Linked DNA regions of Homo sapiens: region 1 is linked to region 2. Evidence: read pairs that join two places in POLR2A ChIA-PET (ENCODE). Cell type or tissue: Panc1. All regions are shown on one strand. Links, peaks and the distances in the headings refer to the core of each region. The heading gives the core; the rest is flanking DNA. Region 1 has its middle 23 kb from the start of CAT. Region 2 overlaps LDLRAD3 (low density lipoprotein receptor class A domain containing 3).

Evidence for each region. Peaks named below come from ENCODE experiments on the same cell type or tissue, not always from the same donor. Only the 100,000 strongest peaks of a DNase experiment are listed, where the experiment ranks them.
Region 1: POLR2A ChIA-PET joins it to region 2 with 6 read pairs; 1 of 35 experiments calls an interaction of 5 or more read pairs at or near these places.

The regions. Positions count from the first base shown.
Region 1 is chr11:34,412,576-34,420,022 of GRCh38, forward strand. No RefSeq gene overlaps it. Among named protein-coding and RNA genes, the nearest start is that of CAT, 23 kb to the right of the region's middle. In Panc1, for the core only: CTCF peaks have their summits at 4,816 (motif pointing right) and 5,016; no DNase peak of the experiment used is centred there; H3K27ac peaks cover 429 bases.
Region 2 is chr11:36,121,636-36,129,082 of GRCh38, forward strand. All of the region lies in intron 4 of LDLRAD3 (low density lipoprotein receptor class A domain containing 3), which reads left to right. Among named protein-coding and RNA genes, the nearest start is that of MIR3973, 120 kb to the left of the region's middle. RefSeq lists an enhancer at 2,225-2,394. In Panc1, for the core only: no CTCF peak of the experiment used is centred there; no DNase peak of the experiment used is centred there; H3K27ac peaks cover 284 bases.

The DNA.
Region 1 (7,447 bases), core at 1,468-6,467, 1.7 Mb before region 2:
AGGCATGATGGAGCATCTATAGTCCCAGCTACTCTGGGAGCTGAGATGGGAGGATTGCTTGAGCCTGGGAGGTTGAGGCTGAAGTGATTGTACCCCTGCACTCCAGCCTGGGTGACAGAGTAATACCCTGTCTCAAACAAACAAACAAAAGAGTTATGATTACTTTAAGGTGAAACTTCCATCTTAATGTGGTATTTGTGTTTTTGCTCTTCTCCCATTCAGCGTCTGGTGCAGACAAGAACATGCCATCTGGGAAGGAAAGACATCATGAGCTCCTCTCTTTCTTCTTCCTTTATCCATCCATTGCTCTTGCCTTCCCCACCTGTGTTAAAGCAAGAGGAGGGAGAAAGGAAATGGGGATTGGAAAATTCTTGACCAGAACTATTAAAAGATTGTTCTGGGCTCTCTGGACCTGACAGGTATTTAAGAACAAATCTTTCTCTCATGAGCACTTTTACAGGCTCTTTGAGGATTTCTCTACTAATTCTGTTTGATTTTTGCTCCCTTGACATAGCTATTCCAGATCCCTATTTAATCCCTTGGATTCATGCACCTCTGTCCTATGGTTGGAGGTGAGTCCATTGCTTCCCAGACATAGCCTCTACTCTGCTGTCCCAGGCTACTTTAGCTTTCTCATATGTGAGTCAGACATCTATGAACTTTAGAAATCAGACATCAAATTCTCTGCATGGTTTCACTGACATCTCTTTCATAGGCTTTATTTGTTCTTTATTGCATTCCTCTCCAAGGGTTCACTCTTTTCCTTGCTATAGTATGTCTTTGAGTAGTTCTTTTATCAAGCATCAGTGGAGTTTTGTAGGTTTTAAATGTCTATATTATGTAAGTGCTCTTGAATGATTTTTAGCTGGGTATAAAATTACATTTTATTAGTAATTTCTTTTTAGCACTTTGAAGACCTTACTTCATTGTCTTTTGGCATGTATTGCTGGGAAAGGGGAGTCTGCTATAAGTATAATTTTTACTTTCTAAGATTTTTGTCCTTTTTTTCTGTTAGCTTTTATGATTTTTTTTTATCCTTTCGTTCCATAACTGTGCTACCTTTGCTTTGTCAAGCTAGGTTTTATTTCACTTATCCTTTCTATCATTTAATAGGCACTTAAAAAATCTGACATTTTTCTTCAATTCTTAATCCTTTACCAGTCTTTCAATATTGTTCTATTCTTTTGGAGAGCCTCATATATTATACATTTAGTAAAATCCTTTAATCTAATCTCTATTTCTCTTCATTTCTCATTCATATTTTAATATCTTTATTGGTCTGTATTTATCATCAAATTTTTGTGCTAGTTTCCAGTATTCACTAATTCAGTTTTTTATTTTGCCCAGGCCAGAGTACAGGCCATCCTTGGTTTGCATGATGCTATGTTAACTGAAACCTATGCATATCAGAACCCTGTCCTCAGTTATCACAGAATCATGCAAAGTGAAGACATGGTTGCATGAGGTTTGGCTAGCACAACACTGTGCAAAGTGAGGACCACCTGTATATCCAATTCATAAAATGTTTGTATTTCTATGACTATATTTTTCATTTACAGAATTTTCAATTGGTTATTTTTCATGTCCATTGGTTCTTAATCTAATCTGCCTTTTCCCTACTTTTTTTGTTGATTGTAAAGCATGCTATTGCTTCACTTATTTTCTTGAAGTTCTTAAATGTACATACTTAAAGTGATTTTTTGAGTGCAGTTTACAATTGTATTTTTTTTTTTTTTTTGAGACAGAGACTTGCTCTGTCACCCAGGCTGGAGTGCAGTGGTGCGATCTCGGCTCACTGTGACAAACACCTCCTGGGTTCAAGTGATTCTCCTGCCTCAGCCTCCCGAGTAGCTGGGATTACAGGCACACACCACCACGCCCAGCTAATTTTTGTATTCTTAGTAGAGACAGAGTTTCATCATGTTTGCCAGGCTGGTCTTGAATCTTGACCTCATGATCTGCCCACCTTGGCCTCTCAAAGTGCTTGGATTACAGGCGTGAGCCACCATGCCTGGCCTACAATTGTATTTTGAGAGCCATGAATTAATTTCTCCATAATTAAGTTTGTTGGCTGGCTCTTTGTGTTCATTCTCTTTCCTTGCTCTGAAATTTTTATTCACATTTTTATCTTGAGTGGAAATTTCTTGTCTTCTTCGCTATGCTAATTCTATCCTGTTTGGCATTTTCGAAGTTATCTTCCACTAATCTCAGGACCTGCAATCTAGAACTAGGTGTACAGTTGGAAATTTAGGGTTCCTGTCCTGCAACGGTAGTAGAGACAACAGATCCACTCATTCAGCTGTCAGGGAGCTTGTCAGCTTCTGTCCACATGGCATTCTCTGTCTCCAGCCACCACATATACACAGTTAACGATGCCCCCTTTCCCTGTGGGCAAGTTCTGCCTCAGCTCCTATTTCACAGTGTGACATTGGATATGATTCTCTTTTATGCATGGGGATGATTTTAGTTCCTGTCATCCAGCTCTCCCCTTCCCCTGAAAGAAGAACACCCAAAGTATTATCAAGTGACTCGATCTAACCTCAACATACAGATTCTTCAGCGGCGTTCAGTTCTCTCAGTTGGACATGAATGTTGCTCTTGTTGCTCTACATGGTTGGATGAATTACTGCTGAATGATGTTTGATTATCCCAATATAGAATGATAGAAAAGGAAAGAGTAACTACAATAAAAATAATTTAAACTCATTTGGAAAAAGGGAATATAGGAAACATTACACAGTGGCCACCATTTTATAGCACATAATCTTAATGAAGAGGAGTAATAAGATTCCCTTTTCTTGCCAGAAATGTTAGCTCTGGGGTCAGCCAATCTAGTTTACTTAAGGCGTATTTACAGGAGGGCATACCTTGTTGATTGACAAATGTGGCCACGTCTAAAAAGGGATTTGGGGAGAAAGCTATCATGGGGGCTGTAACAATTACAAGTCTGTTTCATAATTCATTGGTTTAGGAGTCGATGGATTGCCTTAATGGACAAATAATCATGGGTTCTTGTAGTTTGCCAAGCATGAGTTTCTCTAGAAATATACATTTCTTAAAACAAAATGAATTTCAACCTATTTCTGTTTACTGAACTCCAGTGCCAAATAACCAATGACTAGTTAATCATTGACTCTATAATCCAGCCTGAAACTTTCTCTCTCCTAAAAATAGGACAGGGCTTTGTCCATTGTCCAGCCCTCAGTTGAACTTGGATTCTGCCTCCACATTCTATTACATGCCGAAAAGGGTGAGCTTTCCGAGGCAAAGAGGTATCTTCTTCAGTCTGTACTTTCACAAGGACCAGTTCCAACTTAAGCTTTTCTATTTCTTATTGAAATAACCAAGGTTAGACGATCCATTCTAACATCCTGTGTGTTTCCTATCAAAAATAGTAGTAGTGTAGTTTAGGTGGGTTGAATGTATTCCACATCACCTCAGTTCAGCTAATTCTACATCTTAGAACCTGTCATTTAAAAATGCCCTACTTCTGGGCATTTCTGTATCACTTGAGACTTTTACAGTTGCAAGTGACCAGAAGTCCCAGCTCAAATTAGCTTAAAGAAGAAAATGCACTGGATAATATAAATAATAAATCCAGGCTGAATATCTAGGTAGATAGGATGAAACTAGACTGAGGACTGAAAACACATCATCAGCATGTCTTAGTTTCTTCCCAGCTCTTGGCTTTATTTTGCATTTCCCCATGTGTTAGTTTTATTCTCAGATTCTATGTGGCAATAAAATGGCTACAGCTGTTCTGGCCTTGCATCCTCTCAGATTCAAGTCTGTTGAGAAAGTCTGTTTTCCTTTTTTCTTTTTCTTTCTTTCTTTTTTTTTTTTTTTGAGATGGAGTCTGTCTCACTCTGTTGCCCAGCCTGGAGTGCAGTGGCGCAATCTTGGCTCACTGCAACCTCCGCCTCCCAGGTTCAAGCAATTCTCCCACCTCAGCCTCCCAAGTAGCCGGGATTACAGGTGCCCGCCACTATGCCCAGCTAATTTTTGTATTTTTAGTAGAGACGGAGCTTCACCATGTTAGCCAGGCTGGTTTCGAACTCCTGACCTCAGGTGATCCACCTGCCTCAGCCTCCCAAAGTGCTGAGATTACAGGCTTGAGCCACCTTGCCCAGCCAGAAAGTCTGTTTTCTCATGAAAAGTTACACAAAAGTCCTGTAATTGAGCCTCTCTGTTTCTGATTGGACTGGGTTAGATCACGTGTCTATCTGTAAATGTATTGCTATGGCAGGAGCAACAGAATGCACCCATTAGCTTAGGTTTCATTCTGACTTGGTGCAGATAGACTTCAAGTGTAAATAAAAGGTAGAGTAGAGGAGGGAATAACTCTACAAAGCAAAATTAGGATGATATTACAAAATGTAGAGTGCATAGAGTTGCAAAACCAGCAACTGTCTATTGCATCACTGGATAGAGAGAACCTTAATGCCAGAGCAAGTAAAGGGAACACATGTGGACATAAAAAATACCATTCTGTCTCAGATCGATCATATTACTACTCAGTTTCACCACGAGGCACTTATGAGGGGAGGGAGCATATGGCAGTTGTTCTTTTTCTTGTCAGTCTCTGTTTATGTATAATAACCAAGAAATTCTTAATATCTTCCTTATAGTTCCTTGTTGGAGCTATCATTCTTAAATGTATCGAAATCTTTCTTGTATATTCTTACATTTTGCCAGTATAAATTTTATGACTTTGTAGACTGTGAATCTGAACTCCTTTTATCTTCTATCCTTTTATCTGTCTATAGAGGGGATCTGAATTCCAACAGAAACAAATAAATGCCAATTAGCCTCTAGGGGGCTCTTTCTATGGCCAGTATGGTGTTTTTCTAGTAATTAGAGAAAACTGGTACTAGGAATATTAAAAATTTAATCCCTAAATCTAGAGCAAACAACTTCAACATTCTCTTCCATTGTTATTTTAATATCAGCTCATTAGAAAACAAAAGTAAAGAAGTCACCAACATTGTATCAGAGCAAATAAAATGTTGGGACAGTTACCCACATATGAGCAAGATGAGGAAGAAAATACCATAGCAATGATGCAAAAATATGGCAAATAATTGTTAGAAATAAATGCAAAAAACAGACCAAGAGTCCAGCTCAGAAATAAAATACTATTCTGTCTTTTGGTTCCTTCCTTATCCTGGGGAGGAGATGCATTAGTAAAAGATTGTTTGACGACTTACCTGGAGAAAGTGGTCTGGGCTAAGACTATGACACTTTTATCAAATAGTGAAAGAAACATGGGCTTTGGCATAGGGGTGACATGCTTTAGAATGTTGAGACTCATTCAATAGCAGGAAAGTCACCTAATCATCGCTGAGCCTCAGTTACATCATCTACTCCTTCCCAGGAGTGTTTTGAGGATTAAATGAGGTATGGTGTCTATGGTGAATACTTGGTACCAGTCCATCTGTTTCTCCTGGTGAAAACATCAGGAAAAAGTTGCCCAATTTAAAAAATTTATCAGTTAGAAAAGATAATCTACCAAAACATCTAGAAATTCCTCCTTCTACCCAGTACTCAGCATTTGAAGCAATGAGGCAAAGAATCAAAATAGAGCTAATGGGGACTATACGAAGCCATTTAGTCTACTTTATGATCTAAAGGTACCTATTTCATTGCCTATTATTTCTCAGTAGCCTATTTCTCAGATCATTGTTTTGAAAGCTGGTTTTATGTTTATGGCACCAATTCTTGCTTCTTTTTGCTCAGCCAGATCCTCTGCACATAAAACTAGTAGACTGTGAAACGAGCTGCCTCAAGCAGGACCAGCTAGTGGCAGCATGCAGAAGGAAGTAAGAGGTGGAGGGAGAGTGGGGAGAGAACTACTGGATGCCTGACTTTTAAGGCTGGGACAATTGACATTTGGCCAGTATGGTAGCCTGTGGATTAATCAGAATGGAGTGTTGTTCACAAGGGAGGAGAGTTTTGCAATTCCATTTCTAGGAATTTGTCTTACAGGAAGACTTACAGCAGTATACAAAGTTGTCCCTGCAAGGATGTTCAGGGCAGTATTGTTTGTAAAAGTGAAAACTAGAGAAAACCTATATGTCTGTTAATAATGGAAAGGTTAAGTAAATAGGATGTGTTCACACTGTAGAATGTTATGTGGCAACTCAAAAGAACAAGGTGGAGCTATACATATTAATAATAAACAGGCTGGGCACAGTGGCTCACACCTGTAATCCCAGCACTTTGGGAGGCCGAGGTGGGTGGCTCACGAGGTCAGGAGATCAGGACCATCCTGGCCAACATGGTGAAACCCCGTCTCTACTAAAATTACAAAAATTAGCCAGGCATGGTGGCAGGTGCCTGTAGTCCCAGCTGCTGGGGAGGCTGAGGCAGGAGAATTGCTTGAACCCGGGAGGTGGAAGTTGCAGCGAGCTGAGATCGTGCCACTGCACTCCAGCCTGGGCGACAGAGTGAAACTCCATCTCAGAAAAAAAAAAAAAAAAAAAAAAAGAGAGAGAGAGAGAGAGGGAGAGGAAGAGGAAGAGAAAAAGACAGAAAGAGAGAGGAGTTTGGGGGTGAGAGTGGGTAATAGGAAGCAAGTTTTTGTACATTTATATTTTGTTGTATTCTATTTTACAAGAAGCATATTTACCTATAAAAACAAAAGTAAATAAAAAGCCCCATGGTTAAAAGACACATTTATTTATAACTCTTAAAGTTCAAAGAAATTAGAAGAGTTCCTCCTCCTCCAGTTTGTTACGTAGCGGGTCTTCTCACCACATCATAATCCTGGGACACAGGTTACAGGAATGCTGCTCAGCAAGTGGACACCAGCTATTCTGTTAATCTTTGGCAATGGCTTTCCAACAGGAGAGATGTACCCTTGAATGGTGTAATTATTAAGTTTATTGGAGAGGCTGCTTTCTTCATCTTGTTTTGGAATCACTTAATTGAAGAATGATTTATTCAATTGATGTATAAATCCCTTTTCTCTGAACTAGGGAAATTGCCATCTCAAAACAGAGCCAGTGGTCATCTTTCAGGAAGATTTGAGGCTTGCCCTCACTCTCAGCCTATTCACAGGGCCCTAGGTCTAATAGCCAGTATATAAAACAATCTCATAGCCTATAATATCATGAAATTCACAGTTCTTACCCCCAGATGTCTCATAGATGTGTGATTAGGGACCTATTTCAACTCCCACTCCAATCCCCAACACACAGAATCTGGAGAAATGACGCTTGAAGTCTGACTTCCCAGATTCTTTAGAACAAGACACCTGTATAGTTTTCAGATTTCTCTTCACGTGACCAGTGTAGCAATCTGAAGGTCTGGAAAATGACATATTTTAACCTCTCTTTTAAGGACATTTTTTTCCTTTTAAATAAATAAAAAGAAAAAAAAGTAGGATGTATATAAAGAAAGTTTTTCTCTTTTAGGGCTTTCATACTCAAGTTATGACAACACTGAA
Region 2 (7,447 bases), core at 1,475-6,474:
AGACATGCACAGAAGTGTTCAGGCAGGGAGAGCTGGTTTGTATAAATAAGAGCTTGATGAGCTATCTGTTATGATTTATGCTAGGAATCCATAGCCTCTGTGCTTCTCACACAGTACATAAACCCAAAAGGTCGCCTCTAGTTTGGAGTGGTGATGCTGTGCCAGTGTGGGAGCAGGCAAGGCCGTGAGGCCTTCTTCCTCACAAATCCAGCACCTCCCACCTGCCATCGGGTAAAGAGAGGGAGGGCACTGCAATGGCTGGTGTTACTGAGCCCTCGCGGCATGCCAGGCACTGCTCATTCGTGTTTTACACCATTTCGGAATCCTTTGAGGAAGTTATTTCTATTATCACAATCCCCATTTTACAGGAGGGGAAAGTGAGGTTAAGGGAGACAATGGGATAGGCATGAGGTCATCCAGTAAATGGCAGAGCCAGGATTCGAACCCACACTCTTGTGACCTCAGAGCCCAAGCTCTTAACTATGCCTTCCACAGACACAATCCATGCACCTTAGGATTTTTACCTGAGGTTCTTAGTTTGGTTTGGGGGACCAAAGGAACAAGTAAACAAGCAGAAAATGATGAGGAAGGGCTGTGCTGTGTGCCCAAGCGAGGAAGCAAAAGGATGGGCATGAACAATTTGTAGATGCCATCCAGAACAGAGTGGTCAAGGATTTGGAGGCTCAGTGCAGGGGGAGAAGTGGGAAGGGCTTGTGCTGTACACATGAGGGTTAGGAACTGATGAAGCCACCTCCCCAAGCCTCAGATTTTCCATCTGAAAAATGGAAACAGGATTCATCTCCTTAATTGTGACTATCAAGTGTAATAACGTTGGTAAAGAGCTTAGCACAGGCTTGGCACATGGTAGGACTCCATAAATAGACACTGCAATTATTCGTTCTGTGGTTACTGCATGACGATGATGATAACAATAATAATTACTATTATTATTAAGCAGGAACTGTTTTAGGTGCTGGGAAACCAAAAGGAAAAAACTCCATCCCCAGCCCCTAGGAGCCTGTAGTCTAGTGAAGGAGATAAACTTGTGAACAGATAATTCCTATCTAACTGCTTGCTTCCTTTTCTATGCACTCATGGTACTGCCTGGTGTGATGGTTCATGCCTGTAATCCCAGCACTTTGGGAGGGCATGGCAGAAGGATTGCTTAAGCCCAGGAGTTCAATACCAACCTGGGCAACATAACGAGATCCTATCTCAATTTTTAAATAAATAAATAAAATAAAATTTCATACAAGGCTAGGAAAGTGACTCATGCCTGTAATAAATACCAGCACTTTGGGAAGCTGAGGTGGGAGGATTGTTTGAGCTAAGGAGTTTGAGACCAGCCTGGGCCACGCAGTGAGACCTTGTCTCTACAACAACAACAACAAAAATTTAAAAATCAGCCAGACATGATGGCACATGCCTGTAGTCCCGACTGCTTGGGAGGTTGAGGTGGGAGGATCACTTGAGCCCAGGAGGTCAAGGCTGCAATGAACTATGATGGCACCACTGCATTCCAGCCTGGGCGACAGAGCGAGACTCCGTCTCAAAATAATAATAATAATAATAATAATAAAAGTGTGGTACATAATAAGTATTCAGCAGATACTTTCAAATGAGTAACCATCAGTGCTTATTTTTAAATGTAATATGATGTGTGCAACACAAGAGTTGAACCCAGCCTAGAGCTCAGCTAATCGTAGCTCACCAAGCTTAGCTCCATTCTACAAGCTGGTGCAGGTTTGCCCTACCTGCTTTTCTTTCTCCTGGGAGCAATGTGCTGCCCCACAGCATGGTTTTCTCCTGGCAGTATTAGAAGTACAAAATCGCAAGCCCAGCTCTATAAGCATATTTTAAGCATCTGCTCATTTGTCCCATTGACCCCAAGGTAAGTCACATGACCAAGCCCAAGATCAGTGGGGCAGATAAATATATTCTATCTCCAGCCAGAGAGGCTGCAAGGTGGCATGGCCAAGTGCACGGGTGTGGAAAGGGTGAAGAATTGGAAACAGTTATGCCTCTTTCACAGTGAAGTTTGGAGGGGGAGTAGGCCCTAGCCACAAATGTCTGCCCCTTGGCCTGGCAGATGTCCTGTTTTCCAGGAGTCCAGCCAGGCTGTGGCACAGTGCCGACCCCCTGACTCTTGTCCGAGGGTCTGTGCCAACCACCCGGACTCCTAAAGTCCGGCTGTGGCTGTAGAGTTGAATATTGGCTGAAGCCAGGCTGCCTTTTATTGAGTCTGCCTCCGCCTCATTATTTACATAGACTGTAAAATAAAGCTTAACTCAAAATTACCGTAAGTCAGCGCATCCGAGTGAAGCCGGCAGCTGGACCTTCACAACTGAAAGCAGACTAAATAAAAGGGGGAGGATGAAAAAAGAAGAGCTGCAAATAAGATGTCAGGGAATGCTTAATTATATAAAGGTTATGCATTTGCCTGCATAATTGTCCAAAGCAACTGATGGCAACAGCTGGCAGAGAAGCTGGTCTTCAGCTCTATTTGTGTTTATCTGGTGCCTGTCACCGTAATAGCTACAAGAAGTATTGATCACAAATTAATTTGGCCTCATTCCTTCTCCTTTTTGTCTCTACCCTTATCAGTCTCACTTCCCCTACTAAAATAGGAAGGCTATTGAATACATGGAGAAAACTTGGAGTTTGTGGAGGCTGAGGCTACCAAGTATCATGGAAGCAATATACTATATGCCAGGCACTAGCATAGGTAGCATTTGTAACTGACTTTTTTAATAAAACAACCCTATAAGGTAGGTATTCTTATTCCTGTTTTACATATAAGGGTAGTGAGACCCAGAGAGATGAACTCATTTGACAAAAGTCACACAGCTTGGGGTAGCCTGGTGATTCCCTTAACCACGGCTCTCCCAACTGGGCTCTGCAAGGTGGGTATTTTGGGAGTTTTTTCACTGCACCTGGAGTGAAATCTGAACCCTTTACCACAGACTACATACCCTGTATGTTCTAACTGGTCTTCAAGCACATCTTCTCCTGGTATCCTCCACCTTGTCCGGCACGCTAGTCTCCTTTTCCTTTCTTTTTTTTTTTTTTTCTTGGAGACAGAGTCTCACTCTGTCGCCCAGGCTGGAGTGCAGTGGCATGATCTTGGCTCACTGCAACCTCTGCCACCTGGGTTCAAGCAATTCTCATGCCTCAGACTCCCGAGTAGCTGGGATTACAGGCTTGTGCCACCATGCCCAGCTAATTTTGGTATTTTTAGTAGAGACGGGGTTTCGCCATGTTGGTCAGGCTGGTCTTGATCTCCTGGCCTCAAGTGATCTGCCTGCCTTGACCTCCTCATTTCCATTTCTTAGACATGCCAAGCTCTTTCCTGTTTAAGGGTCTTTGCAGGTGCTGTTACCTCTGCCTAGAACTGTGTTCCTGCAAGGTCACCCGTTCTACCTTAGCTGTTTCCCTCCTCACCCTTAGTATTATTGTTCACAGTGTCCAGAGTGTTTGTTCCAGGGCAGTTATCATACTTATCAGTTGTGCCTTTATGATTGTGGGTCTGCACTCTGATCTGTGCATTCCATGTAAGCAGGGATCATACTTGTTTCATTCACTTATGTGTACCTAGATCCTGGTACACAGAGGCAGTAGAGTGCATTAGAGCATGGTCTCTGAAAGCAACTTCCCGGGTTCAAATTCCAGCTCTGCCACTTATTGTCGACTATGTGACTTTTAGGCGGATGACTTTCTCTTTCTGTCCTCGTTTTCTCTGCCTGTAAAATAGGAATAATGATATTGTTGTGTAGAATGAATTAAGACATAAAAATGCTTTGTACAGTGCCTAATACGCAGCAAGCAGTACATGTTTCACTGCTGTTAGTCATCATGATTAAAATCATTAGCACATAGTAGATAGTCAATGTTTGTTGAATGGATGAATGAATTTCTAATCGCAGAAGGGTAAACAGGCCTCAGCTGGTCGATGGGGTGAGTTTGTAAGCTCAGTGTGAGACTGCTCCATCTGAGATGACACGGTGATCAAAGGGTTGTTCTTTAAGGTGTGCTGATCTCCACTACTCGGCACCCAACTGCCCAAACAGTGCTGTAAGGTGAACAGATTTGGGAGACCACTTTTTGTGATTCCGTAAGTTATTTTGGTGGAGGTGGACAGAGTTTTGGTGGTGGAGAATGGTGTCTTCTTGCTCCTGCAGTGCACAAGATGTTTTCAAGCCACATGGAGGGTGTGGCTGGTAGGCTCTATGGTCCTGTTCCGTCCCCTCCCATAACCCCCTCAACCTGATCTGCTGCAAAAGGCTACCCCCCTTGGAAGGCAGCTGATAGAGAAGCTGTAGGCTTATGCTGGGACCCCACCAGGGACAAATGAGGCCGATTTGGAGACACTGTGGAACCAGGAAGTCAGTCTGCACATTGTGATCTGCGCCTGCGATGCTCCTCCCCACCCTTCACGTACAGTGCTGTTTGGAGGGCTCAGTCCTGCTTTCTGCTCTCCTCTTGCCTTTGGTTCTCCTTTGGCAGGATCCCGCAGGAAGCGTTAGAACCCCACCACTGCTCCCGATGCCTTGCTTCTGTCTGCTGCTGGTCCCCGCTGCCTGCACTGCCCGCCCCCTCATCACCTATCTCTGCTGGCCTCTCAAGGGCACTGCATTGTCCTTCAGTTCCTGGGCGTGAATCTGCTCATCAGGCACCATTTACCTTCTCCAGCCCTGTGCCCTGTTCCTAAATCAAGGCTTACACCCACCAAGAGCAGGGTTTCTTTTATCCCACTGTAATCACTCCTAATGTAATCAATATGCTCAGATCTCTTATTGGAGAGAGTAAGTTATCACCAAGACCCCTGCCAGCCCCATTTCAGCCAATTCCAGCATGCAGGGAAGAGGTTGAGGATTGGCCTTCGGTGTGGTCAGGGTCGGGAGGCTGGTCCCCAGAAGAAGCCAGTTGTTGGCTGTGCCTTTGGGGCAGCGGAGTCTGGAGCCCGGATCATCCATCAGGGCTATCAGCCTTGTTTGGGTTTTTCAGTGGAAGCTCATTCACGTATGCAATAATGGGATGCTGGGTGGTCTAAGTTGCCTTTTGATTTTTAGTCTCCGGGAACTCCAGTGTTCCTGGTGTTATTTGGTATGTCTGTGGCTTTAATTTCCTTTTTAATTTCTGTTGAAAGGAAGAAAGAACTCTGTGGAGTTATAATCTGCAGAGAACCTATGTTGTAAGACCAGTGGGTGTCCTGAATGGCTAAGTAATTAGAACATGCATAATCACCCAGAGTTAAACCCACTGCCGAGCAAGTGCATCCTGTGAACTCGACTGTGTAAACAAAATTGTGCAGAATCAGCCCAAAAGGAAAATTCAACAAATGTGAGCAGTGGTCATCCCTGGTGGTGGATTGTAGAGAATTTAATGTCTGGTTTTGCCCATTTTTCAGTTTTTTACACTGAGCACATTACTGTTGTGTTTTGAAAGAAAGACACGCATTAAAAAATAACCAACACCTGTATTCTTGTCAACACTTGATCTTGCAATCTTAATATAGAAGACTGCAAAAAAATGACTGTTAGAAGCTAAAGATACAGGTTTAAGGAATGTCTTTACTTTATTGTTTATATAATGAAATATTAATATAATAAAACTACAGATTTGCATATGGAATTGGGGTTAAACAGAGGTTTGAAGGATTATCAATTATGAATAGTTTATGGTGAAAGTTACACAATAAAACAGTACTGAGAGGAAGGTGTTTTTCACTTATATATTTGAATTTATATAGTACATGCTGTTTAATCCTGGCTGGTTCCTTAAATCTCACTTTGTCTCAGTTTCACCATCTGTAAAATTGGGGTACTAGCCTGTTAGGTTATTTTTAGGAAGATGTGATTAATATTTGTGAAATTCTTAGAACAGGATTGGAACATAGTAGGTACTCAAGAAATGCTTGATGCTGCTGGGTTAGTCTTATTGTTGTGATACAGAGGCTTTGACAACAGTTTTTGCTCCTACATCAGAAGTAACAGTAGGTAAAGCTATAATGTTAGTTAACCTGAGTAGACTTCTTACCATGTCTGAGCCACCATGCTAAGTTTTTTATTTAGGTTATGTCATTTGCTCCTCAAATCTGCTTCATATCAGTTTAGGATGTAAGGGCTCAGAGAGGTTAAGTGACCTGCCCAAGATCACACAGCTTGTAAGAATTTGATTCCAAAGCTCATGCTCTGAATCACTGTTTTATTACCTAGTATTGTATTTTTTGTTCTTCTGCAGGTACCCAAAATATGCACTTGCCTTTACTTTCCCTGGGTCAAAGGTCCACCAGTTGAGGTGTTTTAATGCCCTTCCAAAGATATATGTTGGGAATTTCTCCAGCTGTTTCCCCAAAGCAGCCTCCTCCTGGTGGATGTACACCGAGGAGGCAGGAGCTACCCCACACTCACTGATCTGAGGCATCAGGTGGCCGGGAGGTTCATAACTCAACTGTTGCGTATTGATGGCAGAGTTGTTTTTACATATATATATATATATATGTATATGACATGTAGGCAATTAAACTTAGAATGGGAACTGAAAGATGAAGAATTAATTCCCTGTTTGTTTGTAATACTGTGTGTAGGCAAACAATTAATCAGCATCTGTATAAATACCCTCCCCATAGGGGTCTGGCCCAGGGACAGGGAGCTCCTCTGCCTCCTGCTAGCTGGAGAATATTGGTCCATCTCACGCATTTAACCGCAATTTCTTCTGCCCAGCCTTGTGCTGGATGCTTCAACAAGTGAAGCTTACCAAACCACCATGCACAGATGCTCCCCCTGGGACTCGTGGGTAGAGATGCCAGAGGGTGCCATCATAAAGGACTGTAGAAGCCCGTGCACCTGGGAAATTGGACTTTATCTCGAGAGCAGTGGGGAGCCCAAAGGGCAGAACTACAATCCAGTTTTTAATCAGAAAAACCACTCTAGGCTGGGCACGGTGATTCATGCCTGTAATCCCAACACTTTGGGAGGCTGAAGTGGGTAGATTGCCTGAGGTCGGGACTTCAAGACCAGCTTGGGCAACATGGTGAAACCCCATCTCTACTAAAAATACAAAAATTAGCCTGGTGTGGTGATAGGCACCTGTAGTCTCAGCTACTCAGGTGGCTGAGTCAGGAGAATCGCTTGAACCCAGGAGGCTGAGGTTGCAGTGAGTGGAGATCACATTACTGCACTCCAGCCTGGGTAAGAGAGTGAGACTGTGTCTCAAGGAAAAAAAAAAAAAAGAGAGAAAAGAAAAATCACCCTAGCATCGGTGGAACAGTGATGGGCAGAGGCCAAGGTTAGTAGAGAGACACTGGCTGGGATGCTACCTTTGTAGTCTACATGAGGGATGGTGGTGGCTTTCCCTGTGAGATGGAGGGAAATGGACAAAGTCAAGAGATGTCAGGGAAGTAGAAGTACAGGTCTCAATACTAGATTTGATGTTTGGGGAGTAGAGA